Linked DNA regions of Homo sapiens: region 1 is linked to region 2. A link is a loop called in an ENCODE intact Hi-C map of the cell type or tissue named here. Cell type or tissue: gastrocnemius medialis. All regions are shown on one strand. Each heading gives the region's core, and the rest is flanking DNA. Links, peaks and the distances in the headings are about the cores only.

Evidence for each region. Peaks named below come from ENCODE experiments on the same cell type or tissue, not always from the same donor. Only the 100,000 strongest peaks of a DNase experiment are listed, where the experiment ranks them.
Region 1: it touches region 2 in a loop (4-fold over the local background); 2 of 110 quality-filtered maps call a loop at or near these places.

What each region holds. Positions count from the first base shown.
Region 1 is chr22:17,189,662-17,202,246 of GRCh38, forward strand. ADA2 (adenosine deaminase 2) reads right to left here. Exons shown (of 10, transcript NM_001282225.2): 5 at 2,022-2,149; 6 at 281-371. LOC107985573 (a long non-coding RNA gene) reads right to left here and starts at 9,128. Exons shown (of 2, transcript XR_001755419.2): 1 at 8,938-9,128; 2 at 8,400-8,754. It also overlaps the pseudogene RPL32P5. RefSeq lists enhancers at 174-674, 5,659-6,174, 8,725-9,229, 9,230-9,733, 9,734-10,239 and 1 more. In gastrocnemius medialis, for the core only: no CTCF peak of the experiment used is centred there; no DNase peak of the experiment used is centred there; H3K4me3 peaks cover 1,401 bases; H3K27ac peaks cover 1,804 bases.
Region 2 is chr22:17,307,731-17,320,315 of GRCh38, forward strand. No RefSeq gene overlaps it. Among named protein-coding and RNA genes, the nearest start is that of CECR3, 47 kb to the left of the region's middle. RefSeq lists an enhancer at 1-667. In gastrocnemius medialis, for the core only: no CTCF peak of the experiment used is centred there; a DNase peak (open chromatin) is centred at 6,921; H3K27ac peaks cover 601 bases.

The DNA.
Region 1 (12,585 bases), core at 2,861-10,860, 120 kb before region 2:
CCTGAATGCCATCCTTATTCTGGAACTTTCCTTGTTAGCTTGTTAGAACTGGCTGTCTGCTCTCCCTTCTCCAGTGACAGCCGTCCCCTGTAGGCCTCTGAAGAGGGTCAGCGCTGAGCTCTGAGCAGCCCTGCTGTGTCAGCAGCCTGAGCCTGCCCTGGGATGTCAGGGTACCAACAGGCACATTGCGCTCCCTTCCCAGGGAGTTGCCGCTCCACCCAGACAGGCATCCTCGCATGCCCCCTTAACAGGCAGCCCTTCTGTTCACAGCATGGGTTACCAGGTCAAACCCTGCCACCACCGTGGGGAACTTGATTCGGAGCCCCATGGCCATTCGGATGGATTCTGCGATGACAGCCACATCTTTGGATCTGTGAGACAGACAGAGAAGCCAGGAGACAGTGCCCAGCACCGACAGAGCACAAACCCCAGAGCACACCCTCCGTGCAGGGCTGGGCCAGCCCCAAGTGTGCAGGTCCCGTTTCCCAAACCTGAGGCACCCCTGCCCTCCTGACCCCACCCTGACCAGGCCATTGTGATCCCTGAGAGATATGTAGCCCAAATCCATTCTTATCAAAGACCCTTGCTGGCTCTGGGGGCACCTGTAGTCTCTGAAAAGTAGATGGGGTCAGAGGACCCACGGGAACAGTTTTATTTGTCTGCGTTTAGAGGAGGCCAGGTGGCCTTGTTCCCAGCTCTCCCTGCATCTCTGTCGGGGGTGTAGACATGGATGCAGCTCAGGGGCAGCTCTCTGTCCACTGCACACCTGCAAAGGGCCACAGGTCACCCAAGTCCCTGATGGGTCGGCTGGACCCAGTAACCATATGGCCTCTTGCTGATTAAGTCAGCAAGATCCTGGGTACTGCAGAACCCTACAGGGGCAAGGCAGGCAGCATGACAACAAAAGCCCCAAAACACAGGGTCTGGCGCAAGCCCACGACAGGCTCAAGGTCTTTGCCCTGCCACTGGCTCTCCTGCTCCAATCCTCGGCTCTGTGGGGATAAAGCCTTCCTGGCCTGCCCCACCCATGGCCTCTCCCCAGAGCCTAGGCAAACCTGGGGGCACTGATGCACTCAGCTCAGCCCTCACACCCTCCTGCCACTGGCCCTGGGAAGGGGCACCTGGCACCAGGGAGCCTCTGAGCAGAACGTGGGCCCATCCTGCAAGCTCCCTCCTAGGGGGACCGGCACAAAGCCAGAGCTTAGCTCCTCCAGGCCCCAGGCCCCATGGAAGGGAAGGGGACTCAGGAAGACTGGGCATGGGAGGAGGCTCCTGGGGAGTCAGTGCCCTCCAGAGCCCAGGCTCGTGGGTGAGCTGAGCAGAGGGAGCCGCTGCCGGATCCCTTCGGTGCCCGCCCCGTGCCTGACTCCGAGGGACCCCACTGGCTGCTGCCCTTGCAGCTGCGACCATGGACAGGTCCCAGCCTTAGACTGGCTGCTCTTTAAAGTGAGGGGAGGGGTCTTGTCTGGTAAAGTCAGAAGGACAATTAAGCTGCAAAGCTTTCTGTGCTTCCCTGGGAAAAAGAGTGGGTCTTTCACCCACGTGCCAGGCCACGCACATGGTACTACTGGAGGTCCCCACACGCAGACTTGAGCCAGTGCCACTCAGGGTGTCTCCGTGATCAAGGACTCACACACAACCACACACAGAACCCAGAGGCAAATTGAAACCAAAAACGGGCCAATTATCCAAACATTCAGGCAAAACCATTATGCTCATAAATGAGTCACCAGGCCAATGTGGGGTCACAGCCGAGAATTATCTGGGAAATTCACACATTCTTCATTTCAGTTTGGGGGTGAAGACCTGAACTAGAAGTGGCTTCAGGCAGCAATTCATTGTTGGGTCACCGCACTTACCTAGGACTGTGCTCTCACACAGGCACAGCACAGCTCCTTGGCACCAGTGCTGGGCCTCTCCCGGCCTCCCAGCCCCGCTTCTCACCCCTCCCCTCCCAGCCTAGTAGCTCTGCCTGCATCCCAGCCTCCCAACCCGAGCTTTTCAGCAATATTCTCTCTCACCTGTGATCCGAATAAATGATTTTGATTCCAATAAACTCAGGGTGAGTTTCCACAAACTTCTGAGCTACTTCCTGGTAAGTCTTCACTGACCACTCTTCGTCATGGTGCTCTCCACTGAGCTCATACACCTGGGAAGAAAGCACAACCAGGAGCCGTCAGGTGAGCAGTGAGAGACGCCACCCCCTTCCCAGCCACCCCTGCCCAGCCACCCCTGGCCAGCCACCCCTGCCCAACCACCCCCTTCCCAGCCACCCCTTCCCAGCCACCCTTGCCCAGCCACCCCTGCCCAGCCACCCTTGCCCAGCCACCTCCTTCCCAGTCAACTCCTTCCCAGCCATCAACGAGCTCTGGGAAAAGTAGATGGGGTCAGGGGACCCACAAAACAGTTTTATTTGTGTTTGGATTAGGCCAAGTGGCCTTGTTCCCAAAAGTCCAGCCAGGCTGGACTTGTGCTTCCCTTGTTCAGGTCCTCTACGGCCTTGGGCATTGTCTCTGCTGCTGCATGGGGAATTCCTAGCTGGCTCTGGGATAACCCTGATGCTGATGCCCACCTGTCTCCTTCATTGCTGGGTCACTGCACTTAAAACAGCACATGGCACACGCGAGGGTAGGTGCCCATTAAGCATCTGCATAATGGTTGAAGAGCAGGTCACGGGGGGAGAGGATGAAAGCTAGAAAGAGTGATCTGAGAATGACGTCATTCCCCACTACCTGCTCACCTCCCCACTGCTTCCCTAACTCCAGGTGCAGCAGCTGCAAGGCGGCCACTGCCACCAGGGACAGCAAGGGGGACACAGTGAGAGCAGAGTGGGGAGAGTTGGGAGTGGGCAGGTGACAAGGAAGCTAAGGGAAGGGAGGTGTGTAATGGGGAAAGGTGGCTCACACCTGTAATCATAGCACTTTGGGAGGCCGAGGCAGGGGGATCACTTGAGGTCAGGAGTTCAAGACCAGCCTGGCCAACATGGTGAAACCCCCATCTCTACCAAAAATACAAGATTAGCTGGGCATGGTGGCACATGCCTGTTAATCTCAGCTACTGGGGAGGCTGAGGCAGGAGAATCGCTTGAACCCGGGAGGCAGAGGTTGCAGTGAGCCAAGATCATACCACTGCACTCCAGCCTGGGCGACAAAGCAAGACTCTGTCTCGAAAAAAAAAAAGGGGGGGCCCTCTCTCTTCCTCGGCGCTGCCTACAGAAGTGGCAGCCATCTCCTCTTTGGCATCATGGCCACCCTCAGACCCCTTGTGAAGCCTGATTGTCAAAAAGAGAACCAAAAAGTTCATCTGGCACCGGTCTGACCAATACGTCAAAATTAACCGTAACTGGCGGAAACCCAGAGGTATTCACAACGGGGTTCATAGAAGGTTCAAGGGCCAGATCTCGATGCCCAACAGTGGTTATGGGAGCAACAAAAAAAAACAAAGAACACGCTGCCCAGTGGCTTCCAGAAGTTCCTGGTCCACAACATCAAGGAGCTGGAAGTGCTGCTGATGTGCAACAATCTCCCTGTGCTGACATCGCTCACAACGTTTCCTCTAAGAACCACGAAGCCATCGTGGAAAGAGCTGCCCAGCTGGTCATCAGAGTCACCAACCCCAATGCCAGGCTGCGCAGCAAAGAAAATGAGTAGACAGCTCATGTCCCCTTTTTGTGTTTAAATAAAACCGTAAAAACTGCAAAAAAAAAAAAAAAAAAAAAAAAAAAGGACAGCGCGGTGGCTCACGCCTGTAATCCCAGCACTTTGGGCGGTCGAGGTGGGTGGATCACGAGGTCATGAGTTCGAGACCAGCCTGGCCAATATGGTGAAACCTCGTCTCTACTAAAAATACAAAAATTAGCCGGGTGTGGTGGTGCGTGCCTGTAGTAGTCCCAGCCACTCGGGAGGCTGAGGCAGGATAATCGCTTGAACCCAGGAGGCAGAGGTTGCTGTGAGCCAAGATCGCGCCATTGCACTCCAGCCTGGGTGACAGAGCGAGACTCCACCTTAAAAAAAAACTAAAAAAAAAAAAAAAAGATGTGGGAATTTCTGCAGAGACTGTGGGGTGAAGGAGACAGGGAGCAATAATATGGAGATGTCGATTACTTCCATGGCATCAGTTAAGCCCTTATGATATAAAAGGAACAGGGCTGGGCATTGGAAGGGATGAAAAAATGCTAATAGACAAGATAGCTGCCCTCAGGAGTGACAATAGGGTCAGAGAGATAGACCTGACCCACTAAAAAGAGCTCACGCCTGTAATCCCAGCACTTTGGGAGGCCGAGGCAGGAGGATCACTTGAGCCCAGGAGGTCAAGACCAGCCTGGGCAATGAGTGAGTTCCTGTCTGTAAAAAGGAATGAAAAAAAAAAAAAAAAGAAACAATAGAATAAGTGCTAAAGAGAAGCACATGACCTCTCAAAAGAAGAAGCAGTTTGTTGTGACTGGATGGGTCAGAGAAGGTTGCTAGTCCTGACCAAGGGAATGGTGGCTCCACACAGAGTCAAGAGCTGCCTGGGGGCGGGGGTTCAAGGAGCCGAGGTTGAGAGCTGCAGTGGGAGCCAGGAGCTGTCCCCTCACTAAGGGAGAAATGCCCTTCCTCCTCCCGGGAGTCGGCTCTTGCCTCTGTGGCATCTCAGGAAATGGGCCCTTGGGAGTCCACCTCCTCTGCTCATTTCCCACCAGCCCCTTGCCTCACTCCTGTCTCCCCAGCCTAGGGGCCTCCCACACCCCTCCAGGCTGCGGCCATTGTGTGTCCTTTGTCTCTGGGCAGTCCCTCAGATCCCCGCATTCCCCCAGGCCTGCAGAACAGTACTGCTGCTCTCTCATCTCCAGGGTGCTGCCCCGCTGCCTGGGCAGGCGCAGTGGGGGAGCAGGCAGTGAGGCTCTCCACTGGTCTTTGCTCTTCTGTTTCCTCTGCTGCCCCCATGAAGCCTGGCACGTCACACAGCCCCCCACAACCTGCACCTGGCCAGGCCACTCACTCTGCTCGGGCAGTTTCCCTGACTGCCTGACCTGGCACAGCCATGCTCAGGGGCTACTGAACTTTAAGGCTGCCAGAGCGTGCCAGAAGGAAGAACCTTAGGTACTGTTCATTCAGGATCTAGTATTGTCTATTATTATTATTATTTACTGAAGAGGGTCAGAATATGTCACCCAATAGGCCACTTTAGCAGAAGAAATATTTTTAGCTGAAGGCAATTAAGAAGCAGCAAATGAAGAAAGAGCTCTTTGCCCACCTCATCTGCCTAAATTTCCCTTTGTGAAGGTGTCGCCCTCCCCTCTCCCGTACCAGGAGAATCACCCTTACCACCGGAAACAGAAAGTTGTTACCAAGATGGGTCTGCACAAACCAGCCTTATAAAATTGCCCTTATCTTCCATTAGTTTCCCCCATATGTTTGCCTGCCCACAATTTACTGTCCCTAGAAGCCCAAACCCCTTTTCCTTCATCTTGTCACTTCTTCACAATTTATTACCAGTTGTTAAAATGGAATATAAGCCCTCACTCTAACTTCTTTGGTGCTTCACGTCTTTTCAAGGAAGGCCTGCATCTATCTGTGCACATAGCAAATTCTTAGGCCGGGTGTGATGGCTCATGCCTGTAATCCCAGCACTTTGGGAGGCGGAGGCAGATCACCTCGGGCAAATCACCTGAGGTCAGGAGTTGGAGACTATCCTGGCCAACATGGTGAAACCTCATCTCTACTAAAAATACAACAATTAGCCGGGCGTGGTGGTGGGCGCCTGTAATCCCAGCTACTGGGGAGGCTGAGGCAGGAGAATCGCTTGAACCCGGGAGTTGGAGGTTGCAGTGAGCTGAGATCGCGCCACTGCACTCCAGCCTGGGCGACAGAGCAAGACTCCGTCTCAAAAAAAAACAAAACAAAACAAAAAAATTTTTTTAAACTTTTATTTTGCAACAGTCTTGCCGTGTCGTCCAGGCTGGAGTGTGGTGGTGCAATCTTGGTTCACTGTCTGTTTCACTCTTATTCTCTCATGGATGTACAGTAGAATTTTCCTGAAGCTGCATCATGTGTCATATCATTCTGACCGATAATGCCAATCATGGATTATGTGTTTGTATTTAGAATAATTTCTTTCCTTTTTTTTTTTTTTTTTGAGACGGAGTCTCGCTCTGTCACCCAGGCTGGAGTGCAGTGGTGCGATCTCGGCTCACTTTAACCTCCACCTCCTGGGTTCAAGCACGACTCCCGAGTAGCTGGGATTACAGGCACATGCCACCACGCCTGGCTATTTTTTTGTATTTCTGGTAGAGACGGGGTTTCGCCATGCTGGTCAGGCTGGTCTTGAACTCCTGACCTCATGATCTGCTCGCCTCAGCCTCCCAAAGCGCTGGGATTACAGGCATGAGCCACTGCGCCCGGCAAGAAAATTTCTTAATTTTGGCTGGGTGCAATAGCTCACACCTGTAATCCCAGCACTTTGGGGGGCCAAGGCGAGTGGATCACCTGATGTCAGTTGACCAGCCTGGCCAACATGGTGAAACCCCTTCTCTACTAAAAATACAAAAATTTGCTGTAATCCCAGCTACTCGGGAGGCTGATGCAGGAGAATCACTTGAACCCAGGAAGCGGAGGTTGCAGTGAGCCAAGATTGTGTGCCATTGTACTCCAGCCTAGGCAACAAAAGTGAAACTCCATCCCAAAAAAAAAAAAAAAAAGGAAAATTTCTTAATTTTAACATCTAATACAGGATATATCAATAGATATAATCCACATAAATAAAAGGCGTTTGAAATTAACAAAAATTTTTAAGAATATAAAGAGGTTCTGGGACCAGAAAGTTGGAGAACCACTGTGTTAACCCAACCCACAATTGTTACCTGCAGTTGTCTTGGACTCATCCAGCTGGTTCACAGCAGGGAAGAATAGGGTTCTGTCCTGACCTTGACCACCCTGTCATTACTGAGTCTCCTGCCCACACCCCCCAGCTAGATTGGAGGCTCCTCCAGGGTAGAGTCCTTGCAGTTTTACTCTCCCCACCTCCTCTCCTATGGCACCAGAGCAGGAGCTCCATAAATAAATATTAATTCAAGGAGAGTGCTGTCCACAGGAGTTTTAAAAGTACTAAGGCCCAGGCAGCAAGGGCAAATAGACAGTTGTTGGCGGAGTGGTAGGTGGAGTCATGCCAGCAGAATAGAAGGGAGACCAAAGAAATAACCTTTAAAAAATATTAACAAATGACAACTCTGCTTAAAAGAAGATCTCTGAGGCCTGGCATGGTGGCTTATGCCTGTAATCCCAGCACTTTAGGAGGCCGAGGCAGGCGAATCACCTGAGGTCAGGAGTTCAAGAGCAGCCTGGCCAACATGGCGAAACCCCGTCTCTACTAAAAATACAAAAATTAGCCGGGCATGGTGATGGGCACCTGTAATCCCAACTACTCGGGAGGCTGAGGCAGGAGAATCACTTGAACCCAGGAGGCAGAGGTTGCAGTGAGCCAAGATCGCACCACTGCACTCCAGCCTGGACGACAGATTGGTTCATGGGGAAATTTGGGAGCAGAGTGCTGTAAAGGTCATACAACTGGTTTGTATCAGAACAGAAACAAGGACTCGCAATTTCTTTTTTTCTTTCTTTCTTTTTTTTCTTTTTTTTTTTTGTCTGAGACAGGGTCTCACTCTGCGGCCCAGGCTGCAGTGCAGTGGCATGATCTTGAACAGCCTTGAATTTCCAGGCTCAGGTGATCCTCCCACCTCAGCCTCTTGAGTAACTGGGACCACAGGTGCATACCACCATACCTGGCTAATTATTTTGTTTTGTCCTGTTTTGTAGAGACAAGGGTTTTGCCATGTTGCCTAGGCTGGTCTCGAACTCCTGAGCTCAAGGGATTCACCTGCCACCATCTCCCAAAGTGCTGGGACTACAGGCATGAGCCACTGCACCTGGCCAGTACTGGCAGTTTCACTCAGCTTTCACTACCAGAGTATCATTCACTTAAGAAGTGTTGAGCTTCTACTACATGCCAGGCATATGCAGGGGGCTTTATGCCATAATCTCATTTAACCCTCAAAACTACACTATGAGGTAGGTCTCATTTTACAGATAAGGATTTTGAGGCTTTAAAAGTTTGAGAAGGCTGAGCACGGTGGCTCACGCCTATAATCCTAGCACTTTGGGAGGCCAAGGCGGGCGGATCACCTGAGGTCACGAATTCGAGACCAGCCTGACCAACATGGAGAAACCCCGTCTCTACTAAAAATAGAAAATTAGCCGGGTGTGGTGGCACATGCCTGTATTCCCAGCTACTCGGGAGGCTGAGGCAGGAGAATCGCTTGAACCCGGGAGGCGGAGGTTGCGGTGAGCCAAGATTGCACCATTGCACTCCAGTCTGGGCAACAAGAACGAAACTCCGTCTCAAAAAAAAAAAAAACAAAAAAATTGAGAAACTCAGTACCCCTGCATAATTAGTGGGGCTGGAGGCCGACCACATTTCAGAATTTTGCTTGCCCTGAGTTGTCTCCTGTCATCAGGAGGCCCCTGCCCCCTCCTGTAGAAAGGTGACAGTCACTAGAGTGACATCTCAGCCCTGGCGGCACATTGGCATCACTCAAGGAGAGGAAAAATGCCTGTGTCCCACCCCAGAGCAACCAAATCAGAATCTGTGGGGTAGAAGCTTGGTGTTTGTAATCTCCCAGGTGGTGCTAGGGTGCGATATACAGCTGGGCTGAAGATCTGCCACTGTTCCAATCGACAGACAAGTAAATAGCACAATGACAGCATAGTCGGATGAGTCCTGTCAAAAAGGGAGCAGTTAAGAGGGTGCGTGTTCTCGTAAAGCGACACCAGCAACATGACACAGGGTTCGCTTCATTCAGCAAGGAGCCAAATGGAATTTTGAATGAAAGGTCTGCTAAGAATCCAGGCAAAAGCATGGGGGCTGGGGAGCGCGGGTACAGGGAGCACTAGAAATGCTTACTGTATGAACGACAACGTCTTAGAAAACGTCTGGGAACGACTGTCACAGGTTCTCTGCCACCGACGTGTCTCCCATAAGCTCTCCCCTCCATAAGTGCCAGCAGGGCCATCCCCTGTGGATAACCCTCCGGGGTCTTGGAAGAGCCCCATGCTAAAGACTCAGGGGACCCAGTCTGGGCCTCAGACTCTGCCGTGGGGGAAGGGGCCGGAGCCCAGGAGATAAGACCCGCCTAGCGACCGTTGCTACCGGCGAGCAGCCTTTGTTACTGAGCATTAGGAACACAATGGGAGGCTCAGCGGCCAGGATAGTCCGTCCACAGCAGCCCAGGCCGGAATTAGCCTGCGACCAGGCAGGGGGAGGCGAGGGGGCTCAGCAAAAGGATTCTAGTGAAGACTGTTTTTAGTTGTTAATGTGTTGGTGGCCCCCCAACTCTGGCTAATGGGGGGCATTAAGACCTAGACTCTCCGTGGCAAAAGCCTTTGTTCCAGGGTCAGACCCGAACAAATGGGCACATCCCCTCCCCCTCCCCCTCCACCAGAATCCCAAATCCTAGCAGCCCAGCACCTTCTCCAAAGGTTGGCTGGGGGACGGGCGGAGACGGGCAGAGTGAGGACAGAGGACTGGAGCTGGGCAGGCCCCCAAGTCTCTCCACCTCCGGCTCTGGAAGGAGAAAATGGCCACCTGCAGAACAAGGGGGAAGATGGAACAGGAAGCCAGTGCTCTGGCCCTTCTCTTCCTCCCTCCGATCCAACCGCTCAGCAACTTCTCCCACATGCCTCCCCACCAGGCTCAAGATGAAAGCCTCTGTCTCAGCGTCTCCTCCCTCCCCTCCTCTATCCTCTTCCCCTCCACCCACGAAGATCCCAGGGTTCTGCGAGGGTCGGAGTTCCCTATGCACTCCCACACCAAGACAGTTGTCAGGATTTGCCCAACAGGAAGTTCTCCCCTACCAGAGCCCAGTTCCATTCCAGGGAATCCATCTCCCCTCCGGAAAAAGGAAAATTGAAGCCAGATGCTCTCTGGGATCGCCATTTGAGGTGGGCGTGGCTATTAGGACGCTCAGAGAGCCCAGCGCGGTGAGGAAAGCGACGAACTTAGGAGCCCTGGTCTGGGTCCAGCCACCCCTTACTACCTATTTGACCTTCATCAAGCTCTTTGACCTTTCCAGGCTTTAGTTTCGACATCAATAAGATGAATTAATAGCTGGGCATGGCTCGCGTCTGTAATCCTAGTACTTTGGGAGGCCGACGTGGGTGTATTTGCCTGAGCTCAGGAGTTCCAGACCAGCCTGGGCAATATGGTAAAACCCCATCTCGCCAGGCGCGGTGGCTCACGCCTGTAATCCCAGCACTTTGGGATGCCAAGGTGGGTGGATCACTTGAGGTCGTGAGTTCGAAACCAGCCTGGCCAATATGGTGAAATCTCATCTCTTCTAAAAATACAAAAATTAGCTGAGTGCGGTGGTGTACACCTGTAATCCCAGCTACTCGGGAGGCTGAGGCAGGAGAATCACTTGAATCCGGGAGGCGGAGGTTACAATGCGCCAAGATCACGCCACTTTACTCCAGCCTGGGCAACACAGAATGTCTCAAAAACAACAAACAAACAAACACAAGAATCACCTGCTCTGGGAAGTGCAGTTTCTTCCAGCCTACCTAGGCCAGGAGCAAAGTCAGCTCATCAATTTTTGCCAGCGCCTCCCTTTTCAGAAATTCTTTTCTCAATAAAAGATGAGACCCTCTCTTTTCTTTTAAAAGGATGATTTGTGTCCTGTGTCTTGTCTGTCTGCTCTGTCCACAAAACTGATGAAAGCTCCACTGCAAGGCAAAGTTAATGTTCCCCTCCCACTTCTCAAGAACTCAGAAATGGAAATATAACTCTGCACTCAGAGAGTTAAAATAGAAAACAAGCAACAGATCCAAGTGGAGACATGCAGATCACACAAGAGATCGGACTCTCCAGGATCCAGCCTTGCCGCTAAACTCACCAAGGGTATTAACATATCTAAGGAAAAGGCCGGGCATGGTGGCTCGTAATCTTTGGGAGGCCGAGGTGGGTGGATCACCTGAGGTCAGGAGTGCAAGACCAGCCTAGCCAACATGGTAAAACCCTGTCTCTACTAATAATACAAAAATTAGCTGGGTGTGGTGGTGCACGCCTGTAATCCCAGCTATTCCAGAGGCTGAGGCAGGAGGTTCCCTTGAACCCAGGAGGCGGAGGTTGCAGTAAACCAAGATGGTGCCATTGCACTCCAGCCTGGGCAACAAGAGCGAAACTCTGCCTCAAAAAAAAAAAAAACATATCTAAGGAAAAAGGTGGGTCAGTCCAGGATGCCAAGCAAAGGGAGAGTTGAGACCCACAAACTGGAATAACTTGAATAACGAGTGGATCAGCTGAGGTCAGGAGTTCAAGACTAACCTGGCCAACATGGTGAAACCCCATTTACTGAAAATACAAAAAATTAGCCAGGCATGGTGGTGTGCATCTGTAGTCCCAGCTACTCGGGAGGCTGAGGCACGAGAATCGCTTGAACCTGGGAGGTGGAGGTTGCAGTGAGGCAAGATCATACCACTACACTCCAGCCTGGGCGACAGAAATTCTGTCAAAAAAAAAAAAGAAGAAGAAGAAAGAAAAGAAAAGAGGAGAATTTCCTGATGAAGCATAAGTGTCTGGTCCGAATGATAACAGCATTCTGACTTTCTTGTTTACACATCTATCCCTTATGAATTTGTTCAGTGTGTATTGATCCTGCGGAGTCCTATCACTTCTGGGTCTACAAACAGTAAACTTCGGAGCGTATAAAAGCCTACAGAATATGCTAACAAAACTAAAATACTGCCACCATGTGGGCCTTTCCACAAGCTTAACTGTCAGTCCCCAAGGCATTTGTGTATCCGATCAATATGTAAATGAACGAGCAGACTCTCTTGGATACAATGTGGAGAAGACTCTACCAAAGGTCACTTTCCCCAAGCCACTGATAACCTTTAACCAGCTCAAACCCGTCTGAGCTCACCACATAAAACACCCAAGGATCCTGCCCACTCCCACAATACCCCATCTCCCTCAGCCCAACAAAAACATCCTCAGGAAAGTTCTCTCCAATAAACTCACTGAAATAAAACTCTAGCAGTATTTGAGCACCTAGGGCTGCTCTCCTCGAAAGATCCCTCCCCTACCAACACGGAGCCTGGTGTCAGTCCATCTCAGAGTACCTAACCTCAGTTATCCTTTGCTTCTGGCCAAAATGCAAGACCCAAAAATCAGATTTTTTTGATGATGCTCCCTTCTTTTGGACTCTTTCTACTCCTTTCCATTTCACTCTCTCCAAACTTCCTTCCTTAAAATCAAATTTTTTTTTCTTTTTTCTTTTTTTTTTTTTTTTTTTTTTGAGACGGAGTCTCGCTCTGTCATCCAGGCTGAAGAGCAATGGCGGTATCTCTGCTCACTGCAAGCTCCTCCCCCTGGGTTCAAGTGATTCTCCCGCCTCAGCCTCCCGAGTAGCTGATTACAGGTGCGCACCACCATGCCAGCTAATTTTTTTTTTTTTTGAGACAGTCTCACTCTGTCACTCAGGCTAGAGTGCAATGACACAATCTCTGCTCACTGCAACCTCCACCTCCCAGGTTCAAGCAATTCTCCTGCCTC
Region 2 (12,585 bases), core at 2,910-10,909:
TTGCAAAGCTGACCTGACCATTTTCTGAAGACTGTTCTGTAGGGTAGGGATAAGGTTTCAGGTGCCTGGGGTGCAGCAGAAGGAAGAAGGCAAGGGGAATGTCGTTTTGCAACTGAGCTGTGGCCCAGAGCTGGGCGAGACAGCGAGCTCTGTCTCAAAAAAAAGAAAACACAGGTATCTTACAGGGGCCGGGGCAGGCAGGTAATATAAATGTTTGAGGGCTGGCTGGGAACTCTCATGAACCAGAGCCCATGTCCCATCCAGTGCAATGGCCGACCACAGCTGCATGTGGGGAAAGGACAGCTACAATGCTGCCAGATTTCTCAATTTTCTCAGAGAGGCAAAAAATCGGGATATTGTGTAAAGTACTCTAATTTTTAAAGTTCAGTAATGGATCAGAAGAACTTTAGCAATAAGTGAGAAGTAGGAAATTAGGGTTCAAATCCTGTCTCTTTTTTTTTTTAATTTTTTATTTTTTTGAGTCAGGGTTTTGGCTGTGTTGCCCAAGCTAGAGAGCAGTGGAGATTGTAGCTCACTGCAGCCTCCAATTCCTGGGCTCAAACAGGAGCCCCACTATATATATAGATATATCTATCTATCTATCTATATCTATCTATCTATCTAGATCTATCTATCTATCTATATATAGATTTTTTTTTCTTTTTGTAGAGACAGGTCTCACCATGTTGCCCAGGTTGGTTTTGAACTCCTAGGCTCAAATGATCTTCCTGCCTTGGCCTCCCAAAATGCTGGGATTACAGGCATGAGTCACCACGCCTGGTCCAAATCCTGGCTCTTATTAGCTGTGTCCTTGGGCAAATTACTTAACTTCTCTGTGCCTAAATTTTCTCATCAGTAAAAGAAGCTATTAATAGTGCCTACTTTATGATGCTATTATGAGGATTAAATGAATTCATAGTAAATGCTACATGTGTTTGTTAAATAAATAATATTTAAAAATTTAAATACAGGCCGAGCACTGTGGCTTACGCCTGTAATCACAGCATTTTGGGAGGCCGAGGTGGGTGGATCACTTGAGGTCATGACTTTGAGACCAGCCTGGCCAACATGGTGAAACTCTATCTCTACTAAAAATACAACAATTAGCTGGGTGTGGTGGCTCATGCCTGTAGTCCCAGCTACTCAAGAGGCTGAGACATGAGAATCGTTTGGACCCGGGAGGTGGAGGTTGCAGTGAGCCGAAATCAAGCCACTGCACTCCAGCCTGGGTGACAGGACAAGATTCTGTCTCAAAAAGGAAAAAAAAAATTTAATGTAGACCAAAGAAAACACATCTGGGCCAATATCCAGCTCTTAGGGCACCAGTGTGCAATCTCTGGCTTAAATACATGTGTATGTATGCATGTATACATGTGCCTGCATGCATGTATATGTATACATGTGTATGTATCCATATGTATGTACATGTGTGTATGCACGCACACATGCACATATATGTACACGTGTATGGACGTGTATGCATATGCGCACACATACATATGTATATGCATGTGTGTGTACTTATTTATGCATGCACATGTATGCATATGTACACACTGGCCTTACTCTTGAACACAAGCCCAAGTTTCAGCTCTTTACAGTCTAAAGTGCAGGCCCTCTCCTGACAAGGCTGTCTGCACTCAGGCATTCCCACGCTCTTCTCCCCTTCACTCTTACTCCTACCTCACCCCTACCTCGTGCCTGCCTCCTACAAAGCCCCACAATACCCATGGCCAGGACAATTGGCTGGACCCCTGCTCAGAGAACCTCACACACCAGTCTCCGTGAACATGAAAAGCTGGTTGGAAAAGGGACAGACTTGGGGACATGTTCTTCTGTTGGACCACGCTTCAAGGATGTGATGGAGCTTGAGGAGACACCTGTGCAGTCACGTTGTCTCAAACCAACAGCTTTGCGGAAACTCAGTAATGACAACCAGACAGTGTGGCAGAGTGGCAGGAGCAGGCAGTTTGGATTCAAGCATGTGTGGGCTCAACTCCAGGCTCTAGTACCTACTGTCTGTGTGGCCTTAGTCACCTCATCCATAAACAGGGGACAACAGAATCTACCTTACTGTGCAGATAATATTTTCATGAAGTGCCTCTAACCTAGAATGGCATCAGTAATCGTGGCAGGGACTATGACAGACCCACTTCTACCATTTCTTCGTCTGAAATCTCTCTTGGATTTTTCCTTCTCATTACTCCCAGGCCTGGCCTCACCTGCGGGTGCCTGAGTCTCTGACCCTGTCTTCTGGCAGCTCTCGTGCCAGAAGTGGGCTCTGCCCCACTCAACACCACTTTCCCCTGTCTTTCAGCTCTGTCCGTGTGCAGCCAGACCAACCTTCCTTGGTCGCCTCTCTATTTCGCCAAGCCACTTTCCGGTTGTCATGCTGCCTCCCAGTTGCCTGTGGCACTGGGCACAATGCCTCTGTGCAGAGCCTCTCACAGCCTTAGCCTCCTCCTCAGCATCCCTGGCTCACACATTCCCATCTGGACAACCTACCTCTTCTCTGCCCTCCAGTTCCTGGGCTCCTGTCTTTTTTTTTTGAGACGGAGTCTCGCTCTGTCCCAGACTAGAATGCAGTGGCACGATCTCGGCTCACTGCAATCTCTGCCTCCCGGGTTCAAGCGATTCTTGTGCCTCAGCCTCTGGAGTAGCTGGGATTACAGGCACCAGCCACCATGCTCAGCTAATTTTTTTGTATTTTTAGTAGAGACGGGGTTTCACTATGTTGGCCAGGATGGTCTCAATCTCTTGACCTCGTGATCCGCGCGCCTCGGCCTCCTAAATGCTGGGATTACAGGTGAGAGCCACCGCCCCCAGCGGCTCCTGCTTATTATCCCTGCTGGCTGCGATGTGGTGCTCCACCCTCCTTGATGGAAATCACATCGCCTGTTAAGGCCGGGGCTGGATCCCACCCACAAAGCCTTCTTTTACCACTGTAGCTCAACTCAGTGCAACCTATGTTTACTGAGCAACTGTTATGTTCAAGGAACTGTGATCAGGAAGGTCATAAAGTGGGACAGCTGGGGGTGGTGGCTCACGCTTGTAATCCCAGCACTTTGGGAGGCTAAGGCAGGTGGATCACCTGAGGTCAGAAGTTCAAGACCAGCCTGGTCAACATGGTAAAACCCTGTCTCTACTAAATATACAAAAATTAGCTGGGTGTGGTGGCGGGCACCTGTAATCCCAGCTACTTGGGAGGCTGAGGCAGGAGAATCGCTTGAACCCGGGAGGCAGAGATTGCAGTGAGCCGAGATCGTGCCATTGTGCTCCAGCCTGGGCAACAAGAGCGAAACTTCGTTCCAAAAAATAAATAAATAAATAAAGTGGGACAGAATACAACTTTTTGTCTTCCTAAGGAAGGAAAAAGATATTTTTAAAGTGGCACTTGAGCTGGGATTAGAAGGAGGGTCAGGATCGGCTGGGCACAGTGGCTCACGGCTGTAATCCCAGCACTTTGGGAGGCCGAGGAGGGCGGATCACCTGAGGTCAGGAGTTTGAGACCAGCCTGACCAACATGGAGAAACCCCGTCTCTACTAAAAATACAAAATTATCTGGGCGTGGTGGTGTATGCCTGTAATCCCAGATACTTCAGGAGGCTGAGGCAGGAGAATCGCTTGAACCCGGGGGCCAGAGGTTGCAGTGAGCCGAGATCGCGCCATTGCACTCCAGCCTGGGCAACATGAGCGAAACTCTGTCTCAAAAAGAAAAAAAAAAGAAAGAGGGTCAGGATTTTTCTAGGGTGAGGTGGGAAAGGTAGAATGAACGCAGTGGGCCTGTTTGGTTGGATTAATCTTCAGCTGCCTTTTACAAGAAATGCACCCCTCCACGTGCCCCTGTGCACAGGGAAGGGCTGCAACCGCCATGTCTGTGCTAAAACTCCGTCCTCCCTGGCCGTAAGTGACACCAGGCACAAGCTGCTACTCAGATCTTCTTACTTGTGAACTTGGAATTGGGGTTCATGGGTGCTGGTTACTCTCTACAACTGAAGATTTAAACTTGGGGATCTAGGACGGGAGCCTCCACCATGTGCCAAGCATGCGGGAGAGGGAGAACGGAACCCAGGCTCACAGTAGAGAAGAGCAGGCCATCGCCCCATGGAGACTGTGAGCGTTTCTCGGGTTCCGATTTGTTCCTTGTGAAGCCTGACCAGATGTTCCACCATTGGTTTTATGAGATTTACTCATATCCTTATAATGAGCTTTCCCCTTTTTTTGTTTTATCCGTGTGTGTTTCAGTTACTAAAAACCAAAAGTGTTTGACCAAGACCCAGAGCCCTAAACATCGGAATTTATGAAAAGAGGGGGCTCTGAGACACCCCTTTAACCACAGTACAGTGTGGGAAGTACCTGGACATCAGGCTGGAAGGGCAGGTTGTAGACACGTTGTGGAGGCCCTTAAATGCCTTCTGTTCAAAGTGGGATAGTATTGCTCACTGTGAACTAAGAACTATGGAGGTTTTGTGCAGATGAGTAATTCACAGCTTCAGAGGTGGGCTGCAGAGAGCGAAGTCTGGATGGGGGGCCTCAGAGCTTGGATTCGAAACCCATCTGGTAAATGGCAGCATTTTCCAGCTACGTTTCTAGACCTTGGTCAAATTACCTAACCTCTTTACCTTAAGTTTCTGCATTTATAAAATGAGAATATTAATGCTTAGCTCATAAGATTTGAGGGGAAATTATATGAAATAATAAGTTGGCAAATACTAAGCACTCAAATGTTAACTATTATTATTTTTATTTCTCTAAATTCCTGTGACACTTACTGCCAACACCTACACATTAGCCTTACTTATTTTTGAATAATTTCAAGTATGCTGATCTTGTCTCACAATCAGACCAAAAGCCTCTATGCAAGGATAATGTCTTAAAGTCCTTTCTATCTCTCCTAATTCCTATATGAGCTTCTGGGCGCAGAGATGAAGAACTCAATATCATTGATTGGTTGTTGGGGAGCAGCAAAACCACTCTGTCTAAGACAGTAGTTAGTGGCTGGTAAACATTTCCACATGTTGTCTCCTCATGAACTGATGGTCTAGGTTTGGGGCTTAGCAGGAAAATGACCACATTACTGAAGCCACTTCCCAAATTACAAGATTTAATGAGCCAAGGAAATTAAATTATTCTCTAAAGTGTACTTTCTGGTTTAGATTATGACTTGATTGCCACATTTGTTACCACCAAATCTTTAGGGAAAATTCCACACAGATACAAATAGACGTGGGCTGAAAACACTATCATTTTATTTATTCATTCACATTTATTAAGAATTTGCTATATGAAAGGTAAGTCTGATGCAAAGATGTACACAGACTATGATCCTTGCCCATAAATAGTTTGCTATCTATCAGGAAAGCAAAACTGCAGAAACAAATAATTACAATACAAGGCAGTATGTGATATGTATAATTAGAATGGCAGAATGTCTAAATGAACTAAAAGGAGTGAGAAGTCAGAAAAGGCCTCCTGAAAGAAGTATGTACACGGGGCTTTGAAGGATGAGCAGGATTCTCGTCTCTAGAGCTGGGTGAAGAGCTGTTTAAACTGGATGATATATGCAAAGACAGAGCTCACAGAAGTCCAGGTGGTTAGAACACGAGGTGTGCAGAGGGGTGCAGGAGGAGGAGACAGTTGAAAACCAGAGCCAGGAAAGCCTTCGACGCTAAGTTATGAGCTTGAATTTTGTATGTTAGACAAGTGGGGGATCTTAAGGTTTCAGAGTAAAAGAACGATGTGGCCTTTACTGTGTGATTTGTGATTAGTCGGTGGTTAAGTGTGGGTAGGAGACGCTAGAAGTCATGGGAATAGCCCAGCCGTGAAGTAAGGAGGCTGAAATTAGGCAGTAGCGTTAGAAATGGAAAGGGTATAGGTAAGCAAAGGATTCATTAACTATTTGGTCATGGAAGCCTGGCGAAGCATTAAATAATGCGTTTTCCTGAGGTGATGCGTTGGGATGTAGCTGTGTTGATTTGGTGCTGTCAGGACCACCCAGTAAACATCTGGCAGGCGCTCAAAATATGGCTGGAGCTCTGAAGGAAAGTCAGAACCAGCAGAGTCCTTCCCGTACAAGCCCTTCCCCTGTGCGCCAGCTGAGTGAGCTGGGGGAGGGTCACGTACCAAAAGAAAGAAAACACCTAGGCCAGGTGCAGTGGCTCACGCCTGTAATCCTAGCACTTTGGGAGGCCGAGGCGGGCAGATCACGACGTCGGGAGTTCAAGACCAGCCTGACCAACATGATGAAACCCTGTCTCTACCAAAAATGCAAAAAATTAGCCTGGCGTAGTGGTGTGCGCCTGTAATCCCAGCTACTCAGGAGGCTGAAGCAGGAGAATCACTTGAACCCAGGTTGCTGGAGGTTGCAGTGAGCTGAGATCGCACCATCGCACTCCAGCTTGGGCAGCAAGAGTGAAACTCTGTCTCAAAAAAAAGAAAAGAAAAGAAAAGAAAAGAAAACACCTAGAGGAAAGAAGATAAGAGGCAAATCTGGGGTCATAGTCAGGGAACTGGAAAACGAGCCAGAGAGAGAATTCAAAGACAAAATAATTATTACTTATGTTGGTGAGTGTTTATGACCCCAGCACTATCCTCCTAAGTGCTGTCCATGCATTCATGCACTTGATCCTCACCACATAATGAGGAAAGTACCATTACCTGAAGAAAGTGAGAGCCAGAGAGCTTAAGCCTCTTGCCCAAGCTCGCGCGGCAAGGCTCAGAGCCCGGAGTCCTACACAGGCAGCATGAGTCCAGCCCATTCTGCCTCTAAAGTCAGGGTAGAGGGCTGAGCCACTGAAATCAAGGGATAAAAAAGTTCAGGGGAGGTTGAAATTGTCAGTGCTGATGACCGGTTACCACGAACTGAGACCTGGAAGGGATATTCTAAAATGAGCCTCTGCTGTCACAAGCGTGTGTGTGTGCACAAGCGCATACTTGGCACTGGACTTCACACCTGCCCGGCTCCCTCTAACAAGGCTGGTCAAGCATGACAAGAAGGTTTTCACTCAAATTATTGTCCTGGAAACAAGATGGCTAAATGCATTCAGCACCAGCCTTCCCTCTCATCATCTTAGATCCATTAAACCCATTCAACCTGCCAGTCAGGTGGTTCGAAAAGAACGTAATCCAAACCCCAACTGTCCGCAGAGCGATCCTTTAATGAAAGGTCAGAGTAATCTAATGAAAGCTTCAGGCTCCTCTTTAGCTGAGGCCAAAGAAAGGTAGGGAAAGGGATATTACAATCAAGGGAATTTAAACAGGGCTTAAGCAGCACTGAGAGTTCTACTTCCCATTTATTAGGATAACAGAACATTATCCTCCAAGAACATTTGAGGGCTATTGAGTTTTAAGGTAAATTTATATCAGGGGCACTGGTATTCAACTGCCTTGGCTTGAATTGTTGATCCTACTCAGTGACCTGAGTACAGAATCAAGGTGTACATTCTTTCTGTTGGGCAGACCCATCTGGCCCTCTAGGAGCTGTTTAAGGATTCTTCCTGGACAATGTGAAGCCCACGGGAGACCTCAGATCTCGATGTCATTGTGACAGTTTTCTGGCCTTCCCATCTCAAGTTCATGCGTGTGATCACGGCTTCTTCAAGTCTGCATGTCTTCATCTCATTTGACCGTGTGTTTTGTTTACACCATCCCCTACAGTCTGGAATGCCGCAGCCTCTCCGTTCTTTTGCACTTCTTCATTTATTCACTTGACAAACATGTACTGAGAGCCCACTATGGGGCAGGTGCTGTTCTAGTGGGAGAGGAGGCACATTAATCAAGTAAATGTGTCATCTGTCAGATAGTGAGGAGGGACATAAAGAGAAATGAATGAGCGTAAGGGGACGGAGAGAGGGCAGAAAGGGGATCCATTTTAGAGAGGGTATCAGTGTATGAGGAGACGTCTGAGCAAAGGCTTATTAAGCCAAGTGAAGGGTTGAGGCATGGGGGCACATGCTCTGAGTAGAGCAGAGAGCTGTCTTGTTCATTTCAGTGTCTCAAAGAATCTGCTGCTGCGTCCTCGAGTAACTTCCCAGTAAACACTGGGGGAATGTGGAGAGGAATGGCTACTTGAAGGTATAATTGATAAAGAAGAAAGGAGCAACTTACTGACCATTACATCAGACTAGCCAAGACACTTGTTGCACAGAGACTTTCTTAGAGCGAACTTTATTACAACCAAATAAATTCAGTATTTTCACATGGGACATGAATGTGCATGGGTTTGGAAAAGGTTTTATTATATTTTAATATGTACTCTTCTTTGTAGTAATAATTATTGTAATGAAATTCTATCTGCTGACTTAACTATTAGTTAGAATTTTGTATACTTTATTATATGTAAATTCCATTACAATGTTCTGCCTTTCTTATAAAAAAATTACTTCAAATAGGCAATACATTTGTAAGATTTAAAAATCAGATTGTATTGGCTGTGTGCAGTGGCCCACTCCTGTAATTCTAGCACTTTAGGAAGCAGAGGTGGGAGGATTGCTTGAGCCCAGAAGTTCAAGACCAGCCTGGACAACATAGTGAGACACTGTCTGAATAAAATTTAAAAATTTAAAAAAAAAGAAGGTATACACAGATGCATGGTGAAAAGTCTTCCTCCCACCCTTTGTCCTTTTGTTGCCCAGATGGCATCTGGAGCCTCAGCACACTTGCACACACAAAACTGCTATTATTAGTACCTTAGATATCCCCCCTGAGTTTCTTCATGCATATACAAACAAGTTGTATTAGGCCATTCTCACACTGCTGTACAGAAATACCTGAGACTGGGTAATTCATAAAGAAAGAGGTTTGACTGGGCGCAGTGGCTCACCCTTCTAAACCCAGCACTTTGGGAAGCCGGGGTGGGTGGATCATTTGAGGTCAGGAGTTCGAGACCAGCCTGGCCAACATGGTGAAACCTCATCTTTACTAAAAATACAAAAATTAGCTGGGCGTGGTGGCTCACGCCTGTAATCCCAGCTACTCGGGAGGCTGAGGCAGGAAAATCGCTTGAGCCTGGGAGATGGAGGTCGCGGTGAGCTGAGATCGCGCCATTGCATTCCAGCCTGGGTGACAGAGTGAGACCCTGTCTCCAAAACTTAAAAAAAAAAAAAAAAAGGTTTAATTGCCTCACGGTTCGGCAGGCTGTGAAGCATGGCAGCCTCCTCTTCTGGGGAGGCCTCAAGGAGCTTTTACTCATGGCGGAAGGCTAAGCGGGGGCAGGCATCTTACATGGCAGGAGCAGGAGCAAGAGAGATGGGGAAGATGCTACACATGTTTAGACAACCAGATCTCAGCTCTCACGAGAACTCACTCACTATCAGGAGAACAGCACCAAGGGGAAATCTGTCCCCACAGACCCAATCACCTCTCACAGGCCCCACCTCCAACATTGGGGATTACAATTCCACATGAGATTTGGGCAGGGACGCAGATCCAAATCATATTAAGTATAAATATACCACCAGGTGCAGTGGCTCACACCTGTAATCTCAGCACTTTGGAAGGCCAAGGCAGGCAGACTGTCTGTGCTCAGGAGTTCGAGACCAGCCTGGGCAACATGGCAAAACCCCTCTCTACTAAAAATACAAAAACTAGCCGGGCATGGTGGCGGGCACCTGTAGTCCCAGATACTTGGGAGGCTGAGGCAGGAGACTCACTTGAACCTGGGAGTCAGAGGTTGCAGTGAGCCCTGTGATTGCACCACTGCACTCCAGCCTGGGCAACAGAGGGAGGCTCTATCTCAAAAAAAAAGTATAAATATATATTCTTATCTTGTCCCCTCTCATACAAATGGTAGCATACTCTTTACAACATTTTGCATTTTGCTTTTAAAATTTTCTTGGGGCCAGATGTGATGGCTCATGCCTGTAATCCCAGCACTTTGGGAGGCTGAGGCAGGCGGATCACCTGAGGTCAGGAGTTCGAGACCAGCCTAGCCAACATGGTGAAACCCCGTCTCTATTAAAAATTAGCTGGGCATGGCGGCACATGCCTGTAATCCCAGCTACTCAGGAGGCTGAGGCAGGAGAATTGCTTGAACTCCGGAGGCGAAGGTTGCGGTAAGCCGAGATTGCACCATTGCACTCCAGCCTGGGCGACAAGAGCAAAACTCTGTCTCAAAAAAAAAAATTTTTTTTTTCTTGGAGGTTTCCTTATCAGAAATAGAGGGTTTCTCATTCCATTTTATGGTTGCATAGCATTCTACTGTATGAAAGACCATGATTTGTTTAAAGTCCCCCTCTGGGCAGAGGTTGCAGTGAGCTGAGATCACGCCACTGCACTCCAGCCTGGGTGACAGAGCAAGCCTCTGTCTCAAAAAAGAAAAAAAGTCTCCTTCTGATGGACTAGTAGGCTTCCAGATTTTTGTTATTCAAACAACACTTTAATAAATAACTTGGGGCCGGGCACGGTGCCTCATGTCTGTAATCCCAGCACTTCGGGAGGCCAAGCTGGGTAGATCACGAGGTCAGGAGTTCGAGCCCACCCTGGCTAACACGGTGAAACTCCGTCTCTACTAAAAATACAAAAAATTAGCCAGGCACGGTGGCGAGCGCCTGTAGTCCCAGCTACTCGGGAGGCTGAGGCAGGAGAATGGCGTGAACCCGGGAGGCAGAGCTTGTAGTGAGCCAAGATGGCGCCACTGCACTCCAGACTGGGCGACAGAGCGAGACTCCGTCTCAAGATAAAATAAAATAGTAAAATAAATAACTTGGAACATTTATCATTTTGCCTGTGTATGAGTCTAGCTGTAGAATAAACTCCTAGAAGAAGAATTGGTAGATCAAAGGGTGTACTCATTAGTGATTTTTTTAGATATCACTAAACAGCCTTCCCTAGAGGTGGTACCATTGAACTGTATTTCTTCTCTCTTTCTCTCATGACATACAATTTATTGAATGTCTAGTGCCTGTTAGGCGCCATGAGAAGTACTGGGGATGTGAATCAAATAAGATTTGGTTTCTGTCTCATTGGAACTCACAGTCTGGTGCAGTGGTTTTCAACTGGGATGATTTTACTCTCCAGGGACATTTGGCAATGTCTACAGACATGTTTTGGAGGGAGGTTGCTAATGGCATACTGGCACGTAGTAGGTAGAAGCCAGGGATCCTGCTAAACATCCTGCAATGCACAGGGAAGTCCTCACTACAAGGAAGTTTAAGCCCAAAATGTCAATAGTGCTGGGTTGACAAGCCCTGGGCTCATGGGAGAGAGAGACGGACACTCAAATGTGCTACGGAAAAGGTGTGTTCTTGAAACTTAGAGGAGTGGCTTCCAAAGGGCTTTTTCAGAAGGTGCAAGTGGATTCTGGAGGGAGGAGGGGGTGCGAGGAGAAAGGGAACAGTAAGTGCAGTGGTGTGGAGGTGTGAACAGCTTGACCCAGGAGGAAGGACAAGTGGTTTTGAATGGCTGGACTACTAAAAGCTATGTGAGTGTGGAGCAAGGCCAGACAGACAGGCATGGATGGTGCTGACTGACAAGGGTCCTAGCTGCTAAGCTAATGAGGGGAGTCAATGAAGGGTTTTAAGCATGGGAGTGAGTTACTTAGATGTGCATTTTAAAGAAACTCACATTGGGTGTGGGAAGGAGGGCAGCCTGGATGGGATCAGATTGGCCACAGGCAGAAGAATTAAGAGGCTGCAGCAATAATCCAGGTTGGATGTGACAAGAGCCATCACCAAGTGAGAGTGGGAACAGAGGGGAGAGGACAGGCTCAGGAGATATAAAAGAAGGTAGATTCAGAAGGTCATGGAGCTAGGAAGGAGATCTATAGGATAATTCCTAGGTTTTGATATGTAAGCAATAGGGTGGACAGAGAGGTCGTTCTGTAAAATAGAGAACACAGGAGAGCAGATGGGGGCAGGGGAGAAATGCAAACAGACATGTTGTGTCTGAGCGCCGTGGGGCCCGTCAGTGAACAGGGGAATGTTCAGACCCCTGGTCAGCAGAAAGCCCAGGGCCAGCATGCACATTCAAGAGGCATCAGCCAGGAGCTGTCCTTTGAGGCCCTGGGTGTGGATAAATAAGCTCATCCAGGCGGAATGAAGAAAGAGGAGTGGGTGGAGAGCCCAGCCCTGAGGAGCAGCTGTTGATTGGCCTCTGTGGAAATTGCAGGAGGAGCTGCTCAGGTCTTTTATGAATTTCTGTTGTCATTTCTTCTAGCTTTGCCAACTGTGGGGCTCTCTATTTTCTTCTGTGCAAACGTCCTAATTCTTGGCAATTTAAAGGGCTATGCCAATCTAACTTATTGTTACTAATACTGTTATTGTTATTATCCCAACTGTTCATCTGGTACCCAAAAGCCTTCCTCAGCTTACAATTTGCCACCTCCTACAATCATCCTTGGTTTTCTGCTTGCTTCATAAGGAACTCTGTGCAAACACCTACCATGGAAATGAAAAGCTCCATTGTAATGGTCTGTTGTTTGATTCCCCAGCTATACTAAAAGCTCCTTAGAGCAAGAATTACAGTTTATTTGTCTTAGAGTCTCCAGCACCTGTAACAGTGCTTAGCACTTAGGTATTTGAAAAATGGCTGTTAATGAATGATTTTGGTTGAGTTCTAAGAGGTTTATTGACAGGCCCACCATCGATC